Linked DNA regions of Homo sapiens: region 1 is linked to region 2. A link is an interaction called in ENCODE POLR2A ChIA-PET data of the cell type or tissue named here. Cell type or tissue: PC-3. All regions are shown on one strand. Each heading gives the region's core, and the rest is flanking DNA. Links, peaks and the distances in the headings are about the cores only.

Evidence for each region. Peaks named below come from ENCODE experiments on the same cell type or tissue, not always from the same donor. Only the 100,000 strongest peaks of a DNase experiment are listed, where the experiment ranks them.
Region 1: POLR2A ChIA-PET joins it to region 2 with 5 read pairs; 4 of 35 experiments call an interaction of 5 or more read pairs at or near these places.

The regions. Positions count from the first base shown.
Region 1 is chr1:221,082,796-221,094,366 of GRCh38, reverse strand. The region is part of intron 5 of LOC101929750 (a long non-coding RNA gene); the gene reads right to left. Among named protein-coding and RNA genes, the nearest start is that of HLX-AS1, 210 kb to the right of the region's middle. In PC-3, for the core only: no CTCF peak of the experiment used is centred there; DNase peaks (open chromatin) are centred at 4,916 and 6,246; H3K4me3 peaks cover 1,260 bases; H3K27ac peaks cover 2,225 bases.
Region 2 is chr1:220,943,907-220,955,477 of GRCh38, reverse strand. No RefSeq gene overlaps it. Among named protein-coding and RNA genes, the nearest start is that of HLX-AS1, 70 kb to the right of the region's middle. In PC-3, for the core only: no CTCF peak of the experiment used is centred there; no DNase peak of the experiment used is centred there.

The DNA.
Region 1 (11,571 bases), core at 2,458-10,457, 140 kb before region 2:
TGCAAAAGTCACATTTTAATAAATCTTGCTATCAACATGTTTACTTGTCATGTGTCTAGTGCACATAAAATGGGAGTGCAGCCTGTACCCTCAACAAATTGGGTCTTTTAAGCTTCTCAGATGTTTAGATTCCAAATAAACAGTAGTAGGCAGTTTGAAAATGACAGCAGAAAGTCATTGCTCCAGGGGAAGAAGCTGAGCTTCCTAAACCACAGACTGGGGAGTGTGAGCTCTCTTCAAATGCCTTGGGCAAGGCAGCCCCAACCCAGGCAGTGCAGCGTGGTCTGCCATAGCTCTGTGTGTACCCGGGGGTGATCAGGGCTGGATGTAATCTAAAGGAGGTAGATAAGCTCAAGATACATGATCTGTTTCCCTGCCAAGAGCAATTTGCTTGACAAGCCTCCTGCTTATAAAATACTAAGGCATTCTTTTTGGTATTAAAAAGTTTTGGTCTTTATAAATGAACTATATCTGCAATGGGAAAGGAAAAAATTGAGCAATTTGATTTTTTAAAGAACTAGATGGATAGTGAGCACAGTTTATAAGTTTCCCAGATGAAGGAAATGAAAATCAGTTGTAGTTTTCAGATACTGGTGTGTCCACATATGGGAAATTTTTATCTTTACAGGAATCAAAATAATCTAACTTTTAAAAATACATGTTTTAATGTTTTAAAAAGCATTGATAATCCACTTTTCTTTGATCCTTACAACAAGTTTATAAGGTAAGCAGGGAAGGAATTATTCTTATTTTACAGATGAGGGAATACATCCACAAACCTTAAGATACTTCCCCAAGACTTTGCAGCTAATAAATATGTCTATATAAGTGAACTTGACCCAAGTTCAGTTTGCTGATGCCTTTCTACAATACTCTGTGCTCCTGCAACACCTCAACTTTTCATTTGCATTTTGTATTGATTTGTAAGGTAAACCACTTTGCTGTCATTTATTTTAAAGTTATTTACTGTGATGATTCTTCCTAAATTAATATATAAGCTTATAACCAAAATTAAAAAGTGATAAAATCCCAATAGAAAGCTTTTGCTAATTTATTTTTTTAAGTGATTTTAAAGTCACCTGGAAAAAGGTAGGCCACCTAATTTTTAAATGGGGGTAATAATGGGGCAAATAGCAATAGAAGCTATTAAAATAAGTCTATAACAGTTAAATAAGGATGGTACTGACACAAGGCTACACGAAAAGATGGAACAAAATCAAAGTTTCAGTAACAGTCCTTGGTATAGATGAATATTAAATATTTATAAATTGGAGCATCACAAATTAATGGAAGATAGAAGCATTTTTCTACAATTTGTCTTAGGATAATATTTTTAGATATTAATGAAAATAATTTATAGCTTTCAATTATACTTATACACTTAAAGATCAGATAGAATAAAGAGTTAAAATATTTTAAAAAATTAAAGTCAAAAACTCAAAAGAAAATATAGGTCAATATTTATCTGATCTGTCTGAATGTAGAAGAACTTACTAAGCTCAAATTCAGTGGAAGAAATTACAAAGGAAAAATATAAATAAAGTAGGTTTTTTTTTGTTTTTTTTTTTTGTTTTTTTTTTTTGAGACAGAGTCTCACTCTGTCTCCCAGGCTGGAGGGCAGTGGCGCGATCTCAGCTCGCTGCAATTTCCGCCTCCCAGGTTCACACTATTCTCCTGCCTCAGCCTCCAGAGTAGCTAGGACTACAGGTGCCCACCACCACGCCCAGCTAATTTTTTGTATTTTTAGTAGAGACGGGGTTTCACCGTGTTAGCCAGGATGGTCTCGATCTCCTGACCTCGTGATCCACCTGCCTTAGCCTCCCAAAGTGCTGGGATTACAGGCGTGAGCCACCGCTCCCGGCCAAGATGATTTTTAATATTTTAATTTCCGTATATCACAAGACATGCCAACCAATATAAACATAGTAAGATGGGAAAAATAATTGTATCACATACGGGAGACAAAGTTATATACTCTCACTATATACAGAATTCAATCAAACCAATTTTAAAACTCTAAGAATTAAGTAGAAAACTAGGCAAAGGATGTAGCAGATAATTCAGAGATGCAAATGACTAATAAGTGTACAAAATGTTTAACCTCGCTAGTACTCTAAAGGCAAATTAGTATTATACAGCACCTTTTGCCTATCAAATGAGTAGAGTCTAAAAAATTATCATCCTTGAGGGTTGAAAAGTTGACATGAAGTTACACCCTCACTGCTAAAGGGCGAGACTGGAGCACCTCACTACAAAACAATTCGACTATGTTTCTAAAGTCCTTCAACCGTTCACACCTCTGACGTCAGGAATTTCTCCTAAGGAAATAATCAAACATATAACCAAAGATTTGTAGACAAAGATTATCTCCCGCAGTATTATGTATAATAAAATGAAAATATGAAAAAGCACTTAGAGGTCTAAAATTGTAGGATGTTTAGAAAAATGATGGCTTGAAAAGAAGATGAATGTTATGTACCTAATTGAAGGAGAAACAAAGAATTTGTATTACATGAAGAAATACTTTTGACATGATGTTCACTGAAAAAAATTCAAGCAGCAAAATCCATAACAATATGAGTTTAACAATTTGTTTAAATGCCTAAAAGAATACAAAAAGGAACAAGCCAAAAATGTAGAACTGGCTGGGCGCGGTGGCTCACCCCTGTAATCCCAGCACTTTGGGAGGCCGAGGCAGACGGATCACGAGGTCAGGAGCTGGAGACCATCCTGGCTAACAGGGTGAAACCCTGTCTCTACTAAGAATACAAAAACTTGGCCGGGCGTGGTGGCGGGCCCCTGCAGTCCCAACTACTCGGGAGGCTGAGGCAGGAGAATGGCGTGAACCCGGGGTGCGCAGCTTGCAGTGAGCCGAGATTGCGCCACTGCACTACAGCCTGGGCGACAGAGCGAGACTCCGTCTCAAAAAAAAAAAAAGCAGAACTACTTCTGCATGGTGAGATTATAATTGATTCTTTTATTCTGCTTCTTTAAATTTTTCCATTCTAAACATATTTTCTAAAATAAACAATTCACATCATGGGTATTGCGCTCTGTGCTTCATTCTGTTATTGTGCTGAAGACCTCTGATTCCTATGCAAATTTTCTGCTCTTTTAAAAATGTTTTTCATACTGAAAAATGAATTATAAAAACCAGTGGGACAGAGGGCTTCCTGAAGGGGATGGTGAATAGTGCTCATACAGCAAAGAGATCAATACTTAAAAATGGAAACACCCCATTAAACTTGGCATGTTGGAAGTCATTGGTGACTTGGATAAGTGTCAATGAGATAGACACAGGACAGATGCCAATGGATCAAAAGTGATTTGAGATGAAAGAGATGACAGCAAATATAGATTACTATTCCTAGAACTGTGACTGTAAAAAAAAAAAACAAAAAACAAAAAACGACAACAAAAAAACAAACAAACAAAAAAAAAACAAGGGTTTTTTGTTAATGGCATCTTGATTGCACTGGTTACCCAGCCTCAGCATCTAGTCATCTTTGATACTTTATCTCCCTTGCCTCCTATGTTGGAATTACCAATTCAATGAAATTTGTAGAAATCAATGCCTCTAAAATGAATAAATGTTTTTTTGATTTTCATGGCTACATCTTCATTCAGACCATCATTGTTTCACACCTAGACACTTCGAGAACTTCCTAACTTTTGGCCTAGCACTTCACGCCTGCAACAATCTGCAAACTAACTCCCTTGTCAGGTTTACCTACCTTGACGACCCCATTTGAGTGCTTTTCTCCAGCAAAACTCTCCACCAAAATCATCCTGCATTTTTTCACATCCTTAAATTAGTGGGAACGATGATTATTATTGTTATTGTCCTTGACATAAATTGGAGAGGGTCAATGATCCTGAGTTGTTAAAATAAGGCCAAAGAGTTTAAGTGACTTACCCATGATCTCACTTGGGCTGCAAAGTCAGGACCAAAGCTCTGAGCTCTTTTTGGCTGCTCCATCTGAGGTGCACACAGCTGCCCCATGTGTTCCAAGAGGCATGAGCTGAAGAGGAAGGAAGTTGGTCCCAACGAACTTTACTGGCTACTGGGACCATGGCATAGTTGACTTATTTTATAGGTGCTGTCTGATTGTGATGCTAAAACCTTAACAAGGCTTGAACCTCTTCTTTTATTTTTATTTTGCTGTCTAGAAGTATCATAGAATCACTTGATATAATCACTTTGAATTTTCTTGTTATTTCACAAGCAACATCCAATAGTTTAGTATCAGATTATTAGATAATGATTAATAATTCCTGGTTTATAATTACTTATATTAAACTATGGCCTGCTGTACAATTATGACTGTCAAAACCTCATCACACAGCAGGGGTCGAAACTAGTAAGATATTGCCCTGGGATTAGCCATTAAATCATCTGGAAATTGAGTAACCATCATCATATGGCAGTGATTTACTTATTTTTCACAAAAAAAAAGTTTATGTTACTCTAGCATTCTCTGAGATAACATTTTAGGACTCTTAAGAATCTAGAAAAGGTGATAAATATCTGCAGTTCTTTTCTTGTTCCCTATGGGGAGAAACTTTATACAATCACAGATATATATGTAGAGAATATCATGTAAGCCGTTGGTTTGGATCCATAAACATTTTAGGTTTGCTTTCCTGGATACCTAAGTTTGAAGGGAGCGTGGTTTCATCCACTTATTTAGACAAAAACATGAAGAAATTAGACTCTGATAATTTCTGAAATTTGCCTCAGAGAACTCACATTTTTGCTTTACAGACACATGCCTTGGAAGTTTTAGTAAGTGAGGTCATCTTCCTCTAATGTTTGCTATGCTTAATGACAATACAAATATGTTGAATTTATTAATTCACTTGTTCATATAACAAATATTTTAAAAATGTCTGCTATGCTGTGTTGTACTTGTAAGGTGACTCTGGATTTTAAAAAGGCCTGATTTGTAACATTTGGTGACTCCTGGGTGTATACACTCCCCTGTGGCTGATTTCAAGCTCCCAGTGCAATGTCGCTGAACACAGACTAGGAAGGAGATGAGCAGAATTGGCTCTGCCAAGCTCGTATGAGGCAGCGCCAGCCCACCCCTGATGCTATGTGTTTTATATATATATATGTTGTGTGTGTGTGTATGTATATATACATGGCATATATATGTGTGTTATACATATGCTATATATGTGTCTGATATATATGTGATATATATGTGTTACATATATGTGTTTGATATATGTAATATATATTTGTGATATCTGTACCATATGAAAATAGAAAAATTTATCTAAATCATCAAAAAAAGTTAAGATACTTTGATTCATTTCTTATTCAGGTAATAAACTGGAGTTCAAATTGAAGAGAGTAGTGAAAAAATTCTGGATGCTTTATTAGTTCTATACACAGGTTTTATTTCTGTGATTGACACAGATAACTCTGTGGCTGAAACTGCATCAGTAGAAATGTAATTAGTTCATAATTTCAATCATTTAATTGAATACTTGTAAATAATATTGAAATAAAATTTACATTTTCATTCCTTGGATATAAACCATTGACCAGTGTACACCTATGATTTTAGTTCATTTAGGATTGTATGGTGGTGAAATTAGTGTCATTTCATTAATATAAGCACATTCTTTATGTCAACTGGTCAGAGTAGTCTACTAAATTTTAAGGTTTGAGGTTTAATATTCTATGTTCTGTTGCATGGCTAGAGTACATCTACAGGCATGCCAGTAATCTTGTAGTGTCACAAGAGAATTTGATAATAGGGAATTGAATGATTAGTATAATCTATCCTCACTATTAAAAAAAAGTCAAAGGTAAGCCCTATGGATGACAATTTAAACACGTGCAGTGTGTCCAACATAATGCTAAGTTTATCATAAACTAATTTCTATAATGGTTATACAGGGTAAATATTATTATCTTAATTTATGTATGGAAATAGCTAAAGCTTAGGACAGTTTAGTAATCTGTTCCAGGTCACATAACCAACAGGGGTTGAAGCTCTGGTTCTTCCCTAGTACTGTCTGACTCTAAAGCCTAGGTTATCTTCAGAAGACAGAATAACCTACAATTTATACACAAGACAGTATAACCTACAATTTATAGAATCGTTATAAAGAATCAATAAGACCAGGATTGGAAAAGCTCTTGGAAAATTACAAATTGCTCCGTAATTGTTTTCAACTATAAAGTAATCCTTGTTAATTACTCAGAAAAAATATTTGCTATGTGACTAATATAAACATCCAGTGGGTTGCTCCATTCTAGTCAATCAGCTCCAGTCACCAGTTAATTTCTTCTCTGAATAAAAAATAAGTAGCACAATCTTAGCTTTTTCTGATTTCAAACACAATCAAATAATAAACCTTAATGCCAATCCCAATGCCCAGTAGGGTCTGTTACATGTTTTATAAGTATTTATGAGGTATTTACTGAATCCCAAAGAGTGATTACTGAATTGCTTTTCCATTAGAAGACTCAGCTCTAGTCAAATGGACTCACAAGCAGGATTAATAATTTGAGTTCATGTGGCTCATGCTCCCCAGTAGATGCATACATTCTAATGGGTTGTTTTTTAAAAACTGTGACTTTCTAAAAATTCTAAAGGTAGTACTACAACTATTTTATTTAAGAAAAGTATTGCAACTTTCCCTGGAAGTTTTATATTAAATGTTTTATTCTGATAAATCTTGAAGATGGTAGAACAAAAGCTACCATTAATTAAGCACCTTCTGAGTACCATTCACTGTATTACGAATTTAACTTTTTTTTTTTAATGAGTTAGAGTCTCGCTCTCTTGCCCAGTCTCAGCTCACTGCAACCTCCACCTCCTAGGTTCAAGCAATTCTCCCACTTCAGCCTCCCAAGTAACAAGGACTACAGGCACACACCACTATGACCCAGCTAAAATTTTTTTGTATTTTTAGTAGAGATGGGAGTCTCACCATGTTGGCCAGGCTGGTCTCAAACTCCTGACTCCTGGTGATCCAGCTGTCTCAGCCTCCCAAAGTACTAGGATTACAGGCATGAGCCACCGTGCCCAGTCTTTAACATATGTTTTGACCTATCCTAACAACCCTGAAAGATCAGCATAATTAAATGATAAGTACTGACAGGCGCTGGTATTGAAGCACTCCAGTATCACAAGAATAGGGGCCACAGGTGTACTAAACTTGTGTCTAATCAGCTAAAATGAAAGAAAAAGCTGAAAAGTACTGTGACCCACAGAATAAATTTCAATAAGGCACCGTTCTATATCGCACTGCCATCCCTCAGTTCTCAGTTGATTGCAGAGGTTTTCTCCAGCAGCATTCCTCAACCTCTGCCCTGTGTGCTGATTTCGGGTGCATTTTATCTGACTTTTTTTCACATTTACCAGAAAAAAAAATAAAGAACAACAAAAACTTTCCAAGAGGCTTACATTTATTTGAAAAATTGGGAAATTTGCAGATACATTTTGTCCTGAGGTTATAATGCCTACCTTAAAATAATTGGAAACCCTTATATCCAATCCTGAAGATTGAAGTCCGTTTATTTGTTAGAGGAAGGATATTTCGCAAATAGTTCTTAAAATTGACTCCCTGTTTGGCCTTCCCACTGCTAAGTGGCTCCTGGGGTTGTTTATTTATTAGAGTGACCAAACATAAGTATATCTCTTCTGACTAGTATGTCTCTCTTTACTTTTTTTTTTAAATATAGGAGTACAAATGCAATTGTGTTACAGGATATATCGCATAGTGGTGCAATCTGGGCTTTTAGTGTATCCATCACCCGAGTTGTGTACGTTGTACCCAATAGGTAGTATTTTATTTCTCTTCCCCCTTCCATTCTCCTCTTGGAGTCTCCAGTGTCTATCATCCCAATCTCTCTGTCCATATGCACCCATTGTTTAGCTCCCACTTATAAATGAGGACATGTAGGTTTTGACTTTCTGTTTCTCAGTTATTTCACCTAGGACAATGACCTTCGGTTCCATCCATGTTGCTGCAGAGATAGAGAGAGAGTACAAGTGCAGGAGCTGGACTTTCTGCCAGTTTGGGTGCAACACAAGCATCCCCAAACCTGCCTTGACTGCAGAATTTTATTGCTTTTGATGGTAACGGAAAACAGAAAGACTGCAGCTGGGCCTGAAGTCCCAAGTGGAGTTTAATGTGGCTGCAGATGAAAAAGTTGTGTTTTAACTTGCAAAATGAGAAAATATGATACAGTAATAAACATGGGTGGTGCCTAAGCATCAAATCTGTGTACAAAATTGCAGCATAATGAAACCAACAGAGGGGAACATCTATTTACTTTCACTCTTTTAACCACAATAATTTAAGAGCTTTAAATACTTTTGATGGAGTTACAGGCCTAATAAATGTCACATTCCAAAGTTTGAAAGCCTAAAAGTTACTCTGGATCCCTGCAGTTAAAACAACAACAAATATCCACAACTCAATCACTCAAAGTTCCAGTGATCTTATAAAGCAATCCAATTCTGCTCCCTTGAGCCGATGATATCACTTGTTAGACTTGTCTAATAAATCACTTGGTCAAATTTAATCTCTACTTGCACAATATTATTTAGCACCTCATACATTCTGTTCCCTGTTTAGGGCAATTCATTAATTAGACATTGTCATATCTGTGAAATCAGGATTATACTTGCCATCCTCATTTTTCATGTAAAGAAACAAAAGAGCAAAGACTTCTTTGCAGTAATGCCTTAGGCAAAAAACAATTCACATCATGGGTATTGCGCTCTATGCTTCATTCTGTTATTGTGCTGAAGAAGACCTCTGATTCCTGTGCAAATTTTCTGCTCTTTAAAAAATGTTTTTCATGCTGAAAAATGAGTTATAAAAACCAGTGGGACAGAGGGCTTCCTGAAGGGAATGGTGAATAGTGCTCATACAGCAAAGAGATCAATACTTAAAAATGGAAACACCCCATTAAACTTGGCATGTTGGAAGTCATTGGTGACTTGGATAAGTGTCAATGAGATAGACACAAGACAGATGCCAATGGATCAAAAGTGATTTGAGATGAAAGAGATGACAGCAAATATAGATTACTATTCCTAGAACTGTGACCGTAAAAAAAACAAACAAACAAACAAAAAAAAAACAAGAAAACAAACAAAAAAAACAAGGGTTTTTTGTTAATGGCATCTTGATTGCACTGGTTACCCAGCCTCAGCATCTAGTCATCTTTGATACTTTATCTCCCTTGCCTCCTACGTTGGAATTACCAATTCAGTGAAATTTGTAGAAATCAATGCCTCTAAAATGAATAAATGTTTTTTGATTTTCATGGCTACATCTTCATTCAGACCGTCATTGTTTCACACCTAGACACTTCAAGAACTTCCTAACTTTTGGCCTAGCACTTCACGCCCGCAACAATCTGCAAACTAACTCCCTTATCAGGTTTATCTACCTTGACGACCCCATTTGAGTGCTTTTCTCCAGCAAAACTCTCCACCAAAATCACCCTGCATGTTTTCACATCCTTGCCTTTGTTTTTGTTCCAAGCACCCCATTAAATGCATCACCATCCTTCAAGATCCATTTCAAGTATCATCTTCCCCATGAAGCTGGCCTGCCCTTTCCAGGCAGAGATGGTCTTTCTTGTCTCTGGCTACCTTAGACCAACATGTTACTCATCATTCACTATACATTCATCAAGGCTTCTTGAGTTCCTTCATAACAGGGACCCCAGTATTTAGCTCTCCCCTGAACTTAAACAGTACTCTTCATATTATATAAAAAGGCACCTGACACAAAGTTGGTGGAATGGTATTTCTTATTTGTAGCTACATGACAGAGATAGCTAAAAATGTGGCTTCTGGTTGTTTTCGCTAACAGTTACTCATTTTGTACCTGGTTCCTGATTGCAAAGTTATGATGTTTCAGAGTAAAACCAGCCACTTTCCTAAGACTCCAGAAAAAAAAAACAGACTCCTATGAACAAACTGTTTCCAACACTTATGCACAGTAATAACAAATCTGTTGAAAAACCAGTTAGTTGGTACAAAGCAGTTATCACTTGAACCAATAATATTATCAGGTCACACCTTTTAGTTAACAAAACTGAAGACTATGCAGGAAGCTTTATGCAGGGAACTAAGTGTAAGATTCTTAACTGTTGGAGATAATATGTTGACATCATTTAAATTTGTTCTTTCATATTTACTCATTTATTGAATATGTATTGGTTGCATATCATGTGGACAGCACTGTATTAGGTATCACTTTTTCTTCCACTTTTTAAAAAGTTTCCAAAGCTTACTGATGTTGGGGGAAAACCTCGTCCCCAGAGCCTTGGCCTTGAATTCAGAGGTTTCTGAACTGAACTCTGACTGCTTCTAACTCATAGCCATGCCAGTCCACTTTCCATGCCTTCCTTTCCTCATCCATTCACTAAGAGGTGGAGAAAAAAGACAAAATAATTCCATTTGTTAAAAATGAATCTAGGGTCCACTGTGCATAAGAATAGAGCTACAAAGGGTGTATTCGGAAGCAATCTACAACGATCACAGTAAGTACATCTTGAATAAGTCAACAGAAACAAGAACATTTTGAAGTGTTTCAGGAAAAGTAAAGAAATTAATGTAAAATAAATGAAAGAGGAATATTCCCGTGCATCCAGCACCCAGATCCAAAAATAGCGCCATAGAACATTAACAGCAGAAAGGATAGCCACTATCCTGGATTCTAACAGGAGTCTACATATTTTTTAAAGTTTCCTAGCTTATTAGTTAGGTTTTGAAGCAACTGTTTTAGGAAAGTTAGCAAAGAATACCTTACAATCTTAAAGTTATTTTCAAGTTCTTTACATAGGGGTGTGTGTGTGTGTGTGTGTGTGTGACAGAGAGAGAGAGAGATCAGATATGCTTGGATCGCCTTCCCCTGCCCCAAGGATCTGGAAATATGATACATGGACAACAATTTATTTTCCATGGATATATGATTGAGTTCTTTAGCAGAGGTGGAGAAGGAGGTGACATGATAAGAATAATGTCTTAGAGTCTAATTCCATCATCCAAAGGTGTGGGTTGAAATTAGGGACAATTGGAGCCAGAGAGACAAGGGACTAAGCTATTTTTATAATACAGGTGTGAGATGACAAGGGCTGATATTAAGCTAGTGACTGTGGATATAGGGAAGAATGGTTGGTTGGAGAGATATTGCGGGCACATAATAAATTCCAGAGGATATATTGGCAGATGCCAAAAGACAAGATTTCCCAGAATTAAATCCCGATGCTCATAAACTCTGGTATGTTCCTTTATCCCACAGTGTGGGACTGTGTGTGCATGTATCTATGTGTGTTTGTGTGCCTGCAGCTTCACCCCAAAAGATCAAAGCCTAATTACTGTACAAACAGACATAAACCACATGAATACAAAACAGTCTCTGTCAACTGAGAAGTGTTGAGGACATCTTTTTGTAAGTTTCATGCCTCTTAGGTAGAGTTCAAAATGAATATCATCTAATTTTGGATCTTTATTCCAAGGTGAGACAGGATGCCCTGTTTTAATCAAGAGTTTATAAAATTAAAGGGTGTGAGATCACCTATTC
Region 2 (11,571 bases), core at 1,514-9,513:
AGTCAAGGGTGATCTTGTACTTGTCTGCTCCCCACTGGAGGTTCTCTCTCGGTCTGCTATTACTTACTGCATACCTCTGGACTGTGTTATTAGCCATCAAAGGCTGCAGGGGCCCCAGCTGCCACAAAACAGACACATAAAGAAAAAATGTGAAGCCAAAAATGAATTACTACAGCTGAAATATGTGAAAGAGGCAGTGTTTCTATTTAGAGGTCCACCGTCTCCCCACCAGGCCTCTACATATTATTCACCTCCCACAACCCACACTCTCGTCCCCCTCCTATTCTTCGACCAGTTGCCAACTAATCTCACCCCACTCCCAAAGACAGGCCATAGGTATACCAAAAAGGGCCATAGCTGGCAGTCAGGAATCAGGGGTCCAGGCTGGATCCTGCTGATGATGAGCACATATATGTTTTCTCAACCTCATTTTAAACCAGCAACCCTACTAGAGGATCAATCACCTTAGGCAGTGTAGCGAAACCCCTTCTTTACCTCAGTGACAGGAGAAGAACAAAATGAACTTCCATGTCCTTGCAGTGTCCTCTAAAGCAAGCTTTTCACACTTAGAAACTAAAATTGCTAAATCAACAGGGCCTAAAGATGTGGGCGTGTGATGCAAATTTTTGCAAGTCCTTCATGAGGAATAATGGTTATTAGAAAAAAAATGATGCAAAACCCTATCACCTCTTCTTTCCCTCTTAGCTCCTAGATAAGTGTATTCTAGCTGCGGAATAAAATGCATCACAGATTTGGTCACCAGTTCAAAGCATATAATGGATTTTGTAGGACATCTCTCCACCCACACAAACTTTGCCCTTCTTGCTATCACAATAATCGAGTCTTCACTAAGCCATGTTACCATTCTACAAAACCAGATGCTTCTATGAGATGAAATACAAAATAAGACCAGTGAATCATGTAGGTATGGAAGAATTACCACATTTTTTCATTGTAAAATTAGTTCTGTGGTCAGAAACAATATTGTGTGGTCAGAAACAATATTGTGTGGAATGCCACATGTGAACAAAGCATTCACTAAGTCCGCATATGCTGAAGCTGACAAAAGCTCTGTAAGCAGAAAAAGCAAATTCATTTCTAGAATAATTATCTCTTTCAGTAAAAACAAAATACTGCATTGTTCTTGATGTAAGTGGTTCAATATAATCAATCTATCTGCCAACAGGTGTCTGTCTGAGAAATGATGTTTTATCAGGTTTAGACTTGGCTTCTGCTATTAGTAGGTTGTTTGTATCTCTCTTATAATGGGGAAATTAGAGAGTGTGAGCTATCTCTTCCCTAAACAGAGTTTGTACTTGTCCCCCTGGAATATGCTGGTCTTTGACTTTGGATACAGGTCTGTAGGTAATAAAGAATGGTCTTGAGAAGCAGGTCTTGGGAAAAATTAGAATCTACTTATAAAAGAACTGCTGTAGGTGAGCTTATCGTAGACTCTTCAGGCAAGAAAAGGCCACCCTCCTTAGACAGGGAAGGAGGAGCTTCTTCTGCTGGCAAGAGAGTACCAGTTAGATGTGGAGGTTTAAGGTACTCAGATTCAACCCCTTCTCACATGTCTTAGTTAAATTTTTATGGTCTTACTCTTTGTGAAGCAGTGCTATAATTTTCACATATGACAGGACAAAGCTTTAAATTCAACCTGCAATATAATTCTATAATCTGCAGGATTAAATTGTGGGTCTGACCTTTTTATACATTGGTCCTGCAACTACAATATCTAAGAGATTCTTTTAGCTCAGTCATACAAGTTCTCTGGCTCCCTGACTGTGCTTTAATCACAGTTCTTTAATCACAGATCCTTTAAACTCCTATAGTAGTCATAAACCATTGCCACACACCACAGTCCCAGTAGTCATTATTCCCACAATTAAAGTTCACTGCAATGGCCGCTTTTTCACCCAAAACCTTGTCTTCAATACAAAATTTGTTGTAGACAACAGGTGATCACTTAAGTAATGCTTTTGCTATTGCATGCCATGGATTATTAATATCCATGTCACTAGCAATTATGTCATCACTGCTTTCAAACACAGGCAGGTCAAATAACAAATCCCAGATTTATATCATAAAGACATATTTCCTGCAACCACTACTGATACCAAATATTTTATCACTCGAAATTCAGCCAGGAAAACACCAACATACAATGTATTTCAAGCAAGAAAGGATTTAATACAGGGAATTAGGTACTTAAAAATTGATGGATTTCACGGAGGAGCAAAGGTCAAGGAAGGATGTTTCTACCTCTCAGAGAATTAGGAGATTTCTGTCAACCAGGTCAAAACTACAGGAAATCACTGTTGACATTCACAGCTGCTGCAGTAAAATGCTGTAAAATCCCATCTGTCAAAACCCTCATGTCTGCAAGCCATAGATGGAGGAAAATTAATGACATCTGCATCTATTCTGCCTTCCAAATATTTTATTAATGCTTCTCATTGGCAAAATATGAAGTGTAACCTTACTGTCAAGAGATTCTGAAAATCATAGTTCCAGGATGCTAGGGGAGGGCAAAAAAAAGTACTGGAATGTTTACAATGGGAGTAGAATTTGAAAAGGGAGAACAGTAAAATACATTTAAACAAGAATGAGGACTTGTAGAGATAATGACAATGTGCTGTGAATTAAGGAATATAAATCAGTCAATTCTCTGTGCCTGAGATTCAGGTACAGGCATATATATAGAAGATATATATAGAAGATATATATGCATATATATAGAAGATATATATAGAAGATATATATGCATATATATAGAAGATATATATATAGAAGATATATATGCATACATATAGAAGATATATAGAAGATATATATGCATATACATAGAAGATATATATAGAAGATATATATGCATATATAGAAGATATATATGCATATATATAGAAGATACATATGCATATATATAGAAGATAGATATGCATATATAGAAGATAGATATGCTTATATATAGAAGATAGATATGCATATATATAGAAGATAGATATGCAGATATATAGAAGATAGATATGCAGATATATAGAAGATATATATGCAGATATATAGAAGATATATATGCAGATATATAGAAGATACATATGCAGATATATAGAAGATATATATGCATATACATAGAAGATATATATGCAGATATGTAGAAGATATATATGCATATACATAGAAGATATATATGCAGATATATAGAAGACATATATGCAGATATATAGAAGATATATATGCAGATATATGCATATATAGAAGATACATATGTATATATATGCATATATAGAAGATACATATGTATATATGCATATATAGAAGATATACTGTATATATGCATATATATAGAAGATATATGTTTATGTATACATATATATAGAAGATATATATATATCTTCTTGTTTTTTATGTATTTTATACAGGTATGTGTATATATACACACCATATATACACACACTCACACATGCACACACACCTTCTTACTTCTTCTAACTCAGAAGAAATTATTCAAGAGAAAAACATTATCTGTGCATTTAAAAACCTCATTAAGTATTATACACAAGAAAAAAAGTATAGTTGATTCTCAATATTCTCAAGAGCTACATTTGGATAATTTCAAGTATCCTAAGTTTGTGAATTTCTTTACTTTCCCTTCAATTTAGTCAAATTTTGTTGTATATATTTTGAGGTTATGTTATAAAGTATATACCACTTCAGTATTGCTTCATATTCCTGATTGACATTTTATTATTATCAAATATTCCTCTTGCTACAGTAATGTTTGCCTTTATGTCTAATTTGTTTGGTGTTACTATATGTACTCCAGCTTACTTTGAATTATAATTGCATATTATACATTTTTTTCATCATTTTATTTTCAAAATTTCTGTCTTTATATTTAAGGTCTGTTTCCTATAGGCATGATATAGTTGGTTTGATTTTCAATCCAGTCTGTTGTATTAGTCTTTTAATTATGGCATTTATTCCATTTACATGTAACATAACTACCAAAATATTTGTACTTAAAACTACTATCCTACTATTTGTTTTATATTCATCTCACTTTTTATATTTTCCTTTTAATTTCTTATCTTGATTTCTCTTGGACATATCAATAAAGATTTTTTAGGGATCCAGTTTCTCCCCTATTGTTAGTTACACATTCTTTACTACATTTTTTAGTGGTTACCTTACATATTATAAGATCCATCCCTGACTTTCTAAAGTCTAATATAAATTATAACTTTTACTTTCCAAAATGAAGTGCATACTTGAAAACATTTTAAATTCCATTTACCCACCACCCTCTTTTTGAAATTTATTGTCATATATTTTACAATAAATATATTTTAAACCCCATAAGACATTGTTAATATTATTTTATATAAACAGTGGTAGTTTATATTTGTCCATGTATTTATTTGTTCTATTGTTTTGTATTTCCTTCTGCTATTTTCAGATCCAGGATAATTTAACTCTGCCTGAAGAACTTGTTACAGAATCTTTTATTGTGGTCTGCTGATGACAAATTACTTGTGTTTTTGTCTGAATATGCCTTTATTTTGTACAGATTTTAAATAATATTTTCTCTGAGTATAAAATTCTAAGTTGACAGTTATTTTCCTTTAAAATTTAACATGTACCATTGTCTTCTGGCTTCTATTGTTTCTCTTGAGAAATCAGCTGCAAGTCTTAATGTTCCTTTAAAGACTTCTTTCAAGATTTCTCTAGCTACTTTCAAGTGTTTTTTTGTTTTGTTTTTGTTTTTTTGTCTTTTGTTTTCTTAAGTGTTTTTTTGTTTGTTTGTTTGTTTTGAGAGGAGTCTTGCTCTGTCATCCAGGCTGAAGTGCAGTGGCATGTGGCATGATCTTGGCTCACTGCAACCTCCATCTCCCAGGTTCAAGCAATTCTCCTGCCTCACTCAGCCTCCCAGGTGGCTGGGATTATAGGTGCACACCACCATGACTGGCTAATTTTTGTATTTTTAGTAGAGATGGAGTTTCACCATGTTGGCCAGGCTGGTCTTGAACTCCTGACCTCAAGTGATCTGCCCACCTTGGCCTCCCAAAGTGCTGGGATTACAGATGTGAGCCACCATGGCTGGCCTTGTTTTCTTAAGTTTTACCATGCTATGATAAGGAATGGATTTCTTTGTATTTAGCCACTTTGGGGAATGTAGTGCTTCTTGAATCTGTGGCTTGATGCCTTTGGTCAGTATGGGAAGTTTGGAGACCTTTTATCACTTTGAACATTTTTTTTAGGTATTTTAACCATTTTTAAGTATATAATTTAATGGAACTAATTACTTTCACACTCTTATTCAATTGTCGCCACTGTTCCCAAAACTTTCACTTTGAACATTTTTTCTGTCTCATTCATGTTTTTTTCCCCTTCCGAGGTTCAAATTACATTGGACTTTTTCCTAAAACTTGACATATTTATTACATTGTTTTCTATATTTTCTACTCTTTCTCTATTCCATACTTATGTCAGTTTTCTTTCCACTAAATTAATCTTCTAGTTTTTTAATCATGTCTTCATCTGTGTTTAACCTACTATTAAAACAGTTTACTTTTCTTAGTTTCAGACATTTTCATTTTAGTTCTCAAATTTCAATGTGTCTCTTTTTTTTGTGGATTACATTTCACTCCTATGGTTTTACTAATGAATTCTATTTACTTGAACATATTAATCACAATTTTTAAAATGTATATGATACCTCCAAATCCAGATTTCCCCGTCTCTTTCTATAAACTGATAAATGTCCCACTCCTTTCTCATTATCTAATCTATCTGGCATTTTTAAATCAAATACTGTGAAAATTTATAGAGATAATTTGAGTCTTGGGTGGTATTATCTTCTCCAAGACAGAATTTACTTTCTAAAGCTAATATTTATCATGAAAATTTTTAAACATATGCAAAAGTAAAGAAGGGAGTATAATGAGTCCCCAAGTACTCATCACCCCGTTTTTAAAATGTATCAACTCATGGACAATCTTACATTAGCTATAGCCTCACACTTCCTCTACCACTTCCAGAATATTTTGTAGACAATCCCATAAATATCTAGCCCATAAATATTTCAGTATGTACCTCTCAAAGGATTTGAGAGATAAATATGTATATCCTAAAAGCATATTCACAATATCATTATAAGAAATGCAGATGTGGTTTAATATTCAACAAGCAAAAAGTGTAATTCACTACATGGATGAAATAAAGGAAAAATATCAATGATTATCTCAAGAGATGCAGCAAAAGCTTGTGAAAATATTCAATATCCATTTATGATTTTAACAAATAAATAAACTCTTGAATGAGAAACAGAAAGGAACATCCTTCTGAGAAAGATTATCTTCAAAAAGCTTATAGGAAATACCATAGTTAAGGTGAAATATTTAAAGTTTCCCCCTCTGAGATTAAGAATGAGGTAAATACTCCCCTTATCATCATTTCTATTTAATTATACTGGAAGTTCTAGCTAATGTAATAAGGCACAATTAAAAATGTTATAAAGGAAGAAAATAAAAGATATATATTTTTTAAATCCCGGTAGATCTGCAGATAAATTATGAGTATTAATAAGCAAATTTAGTAAAATCACTGAATAAAAAGGGCAATGATACATAAAAACAAATTGTTTTCCTTAATATCAGCAACAATTATAAAATTAATTCTTTTAAATAAAACTATTTGCAAAACAACAATCAAACACATAGAAACAAATCTACTGAAAATGTACAAACTTCTACATAAAGCTGCAAACATTTTAGAAATTAAAAAAGAGTTAAATAAATTAAGAGATATACTAGGTCTATGGATTTGGAAGATCAACATTATAAAGATGTTAATACTCCCTAAACTAATCTATAGATTCAATTACATCCTAACTAAAGTCTTAACACTTTTTAAAGGAAATTGGCAACTTATTTCTAAAATATGTGGAAGGGTGAAGGGCTAAAAATAACCAAGACAATCTTGATAGTTCGAGAATTAAAGTACTAGCTATGATGATTTTTCTATAAAGCTGCAGTGAGTGAAAAGTGTAAGATTGGCAAGGATAAATAAATAAACCCATGGAACAAAACAGAATGTCTAGAGACAGACCCATGCATGTGTGGACATTAGTTTATGAAAAAGGAAGCAAGCACTGAATACCTGCAAGGAAAGAATGTTTTTTTCAAGATGCAGATATTAAAAATAACTGAATCTAGACATGTATTTCACACCATAGGCAAAAATCAATTTCATGTGGAATATAGACTTTAATGTGAATGGTGAATCAATAAAAGAAAACAACATAGTATCTACAAGTAGGCAAAGATTACTTAAACAGGACACAAAAATCATGAATCATAAAGGAAAAGACCAATAAAGTGGGTTCTATATTAAAATTAAGACTTCTGTTTACCAAAAGTCACCAGCCTAATGAAGATTACTACCTCAAGGAGATGTCAACATACACCTATCACAATGATTACAATGAAAAAGACTAATAATTCCCAGGGATGGCAAGGATGGGAAGCAGATGGACTATCATACACTGCTGGGGCTATAAATCAGTAAACTCTTTGAAAAAGTATCTGTGGTATCTATTAGAGCTGAACATATGCACATTCAAAATAACTCAGCAATGTCACTCCCATATATATTTCCCAACAGAAGACGATTACATATGTGCACCAAAGATAGGTACAAAAATGGTCATAACAGCATTATTTGTAATAGCTTAAAACTGAAAATAACGCAAATGTCTATCAACAAATGTCTATAAGATTTTGATAAACTGGATAAAATCTTAAAATAGAATATTATCCAGCTATGAAAATAAACTACTGCTACATGTGACAACACAGATGAATCTGACAAATATTATGTTGCATGAAAAAGTCAAAACGAAAAGAGTTTGGAATCACCCTATGATTCTCTGTATATAAATTTCAGAAACAAGCATGATGAAATCATGGTGTTAGAAGTCTTGACAGTGGTCCCTTTTGAGAAGAAAGGGAAGATAGTAACTAAGAAGGAGCTAGTAATATTCTATTTCTTGATCTGAAAGATGGTTACATAAGTGTGTTCATTTTGTGAAAATTCATCAAGCTGTACAATCATAATTTGTGCACTTGGCTGAATGTAATTTATAGTTCAAAACCCCCATTAAAAATAAGATGTTGTGGAACATTAACTTGGTGAATTACTCTGAAATAATTAACAGTTATATTTATTTCAGACTATGTAAAGTCATGAAAAATATTTATGATGTACTAGTACATAAAAATCAGGATAGAAATTGTATGGATATCATAATTACAATTATGTATCAATAAGTAGCATATGAAAATAATTGGAAGAAAGTAAACTAAAATAATAAACAGTTGGATTAAAGTGAAGATATAATGGGCAATTTTTTAAAACAATTTTTAATGTCGATTCTTTTTTATATAAAAAGTAGAACACTTTTATAGAAAAAAGCAATAAAATTTTATAAATGTGAGCTTTTCATTTTGTCAATACTATAAAAGTCTTAGTGATTTTTGCTTAAAATTATCTTTGGGATACAAAGAGCAAATAACCAACGGACACCAGAATTACCTATTGGTGTCAAAGATTCCCAAGCCCCACCCCTTTCCTTCAGCTATTAACTGGCAATGTAAATTAGTCACCAGTCTCAATATTAACTTTTTAGAGTCATGAATGCGTTGATAATCTACTGTAAATTATAGATCCACTCTCCAGAAAAATATGGAGCATATGCATACATACAAAACAAAATGTTTTACAGTTTTCATGGATTCATAAATGCCCTGAAAGCCACACAAACTCAGGTGCATGGTCATGAAGCAAAGCTCCTCTGCCAATGGAGAATGGAATCCTCCAAGCATAGGTCAGATCCCACTCAAATCCACTCTGCTCCTGGTGCTATCAGACCAAATACTGGGTACCGAGTTATGCAAACCTCCTAACTCTTTCCTGCTTCTTGTCCCATTGCCTGTTTTCCTGAAAACCCTCTTGGCCATCCAAATTCTTAAATCAAGGGGAATATTTCCTCCAAATGATGAGTGAGGCCAATTCCACTACTGGCTACTCTCTTTCCTGCCCATGTGTTTGTCTTCCCTGATAAAAGCAGAAAGTCCATCTCTTCTCACTGTGGCTGTGTCTTTCTTCACTCCCTTGGAGAAGCCTTGCTAAAAGCGAGTCAAACTGACATGGTACTGGTTATAGAACATGACTGTCGATGCATACAGCCTACCTAGGGCCCCTTCTCTCAGCAGTAAGGTAACCATGCAACTCACTGTCCATTCCAGGACATTTATAAAATAAAGAGGGTAATAGCAATAATTACTCTGAGATAACAGGGATAAGCCAGGACTGCCCCACACTTAGAGACCATATGGATTCCCAACTTAGTAGGAACAAGAGTACAGCAAATGTAAATAAAATAAGCCTCTCTGCAAAGGCTGTTGGGAGAAACAAGCTTTAAATGTGGGCCCTTTTTGCCTATTTTTTATTGATCCCAGGACAGTGGATGGCAATTAACCTCAAAGTCCCTTAAGATTTAAGCATTCTCCTTAAAAAAGGTCTGCACGCCTATAGTAGGCAAGGAACTTAATCCTGGCCCCCAAGCTTCCTCAAATAGACTCTCTCTTGTCTCCACGATGTCAGGCACTTGTTGAAAGCTCACTGTCTATCTCTCACTGAAGGACCCATAATTTAGTCACCAGCCTTATAACCTTTGTGTCAGTAAGACTTTTATTAGATGAGGCTACTTCAAACAAAAAAAAATCAAGAGAGTGAATAGAGAGATACACATTCCACACTAACGTATGCGCTATTTTCAAAAGACACAAGTATGAGAATCAAAATGAGAGTAACCTTTCTTGATGCTTCCAATGGATTCCCAGTCCTAAGTCAAAAAGGAGAACCAGATAGCCTAGGGTTGGCTGTAACAAGAAAATCTCAGGGGACACTGCCTAAAACTTGACAAGACAAAATGACTAAGTGACCTTGTATATATTGAAGCTTTCCCAAGTGAACCTAGATCAAGCAGAGAGGTAGGCATAGGCTCCTAAGAAGGGTTGGAATTTGGGCCCTTCTCCTTAGACTTATAGACTGGGCTGACCTTAGACATCATCTCATTCAGTTGTTTAGCTTTTCCCAAACATTTTGAATTATGTATTTGAAATAAGTGGAATGCAATTGTTCTACAAAATTGTACTGGAAAGTCCAAAATGGAAAGTATGTAACCAAGGTGATGAGGGGCCTCACTTTCCGCTCTTTTCTTCTTCTGTCTAGAGCCCCAGGGAGTTTCAGGAGTTTAGTTGAAGAACAGTGGATCTGACCCAACCCCTCATTTTACGTAAGATGAATTCCAAGCCCTGAAGTGTAGGTGACTTGTTCATGATCTCAGATGTGCCCAGCAGCAACACTGGAACCAGACCCTAGTTCTTGCCTGACTGACAGCCCAGTGATCTCTCTATGATACCTGGATTTCCCAAACTGGAAGACACATACTTCCACAGTAGCAAATGAGTGGCATATAAGGGCAACCAGAGACCCCAACATAAACCAGGCACATCCTGGAGCATTCATTTTCTTCAGAAGTTTGACAGATTTGGAATAAAACAAACTCAGGTATATTATAGATTAGATGGCTGATTTTGCAAAAAAAAAAAATTATCTTTTAAAACCCACACAATTTAGAGAAAATATTGAGCCTTCTCAATAATATCTGGCACTGCTGATTTTAGTGCCAGATTCCCCTGGAAGTGCACATTCATTCCCCTTTGATTTAATGGAGACTTTAGTCAAAAACTCTGTTAAGCACTGCTCCACACTATGCTGCTGTCATTCTCCTGCCTTTAGTGGGTAGCACAAAAATTACCAGCTGTTTAACTCTGGGCAAATTACCCATGCTTTCTGTACCCTGATTTCCTCACCGGTAAAATAGAGATGATAATAGTACCCACATCCTGGGATTGTTACTTATTATAGAACAATGTCTGTCATACTGTAAACATTGTGATATATAAAATGATTTCTTTAACCATTCATATGATTGGTACTTTTATAATTACAGAGCTATATATAACTAGCTTAGAAAATAGTACATATGCACATGCTGGGTACTCTTTAAAGTCTCTTAAATATATAAGGCATAATTTTTAACATAGTTGGCTCAATAACTATGCTACACTCATAGGTCATAAAATTAACATGGACAGGATACTTACCTTTGTGAAATACTAACAGTTGTTCTGTTTGGGGAATTGAAGAGAGCTACCCAAATAGAATCCCGAGAGAAGGAAGATGCCTCAGAAGATAGATGACCCTTAGATAAACAACCATAAACAGATTTCAGTATCATCATTAGAGCAACAAATCACCCTTCAAAAACGCCAGCTGACAGCTCTGTGATCCAGTACTGATGGGAAAGCAAACCCTACTGGGGTGAAATAATTGAGGGAAATATGGCTGGATTAGATGTCATCTGATGAGTTTACATTCTACAATAATTTAAACAGTCATTGGCTCTCTGGGTCCTGCTTTATCCAGCTATGCAATACTTAACAT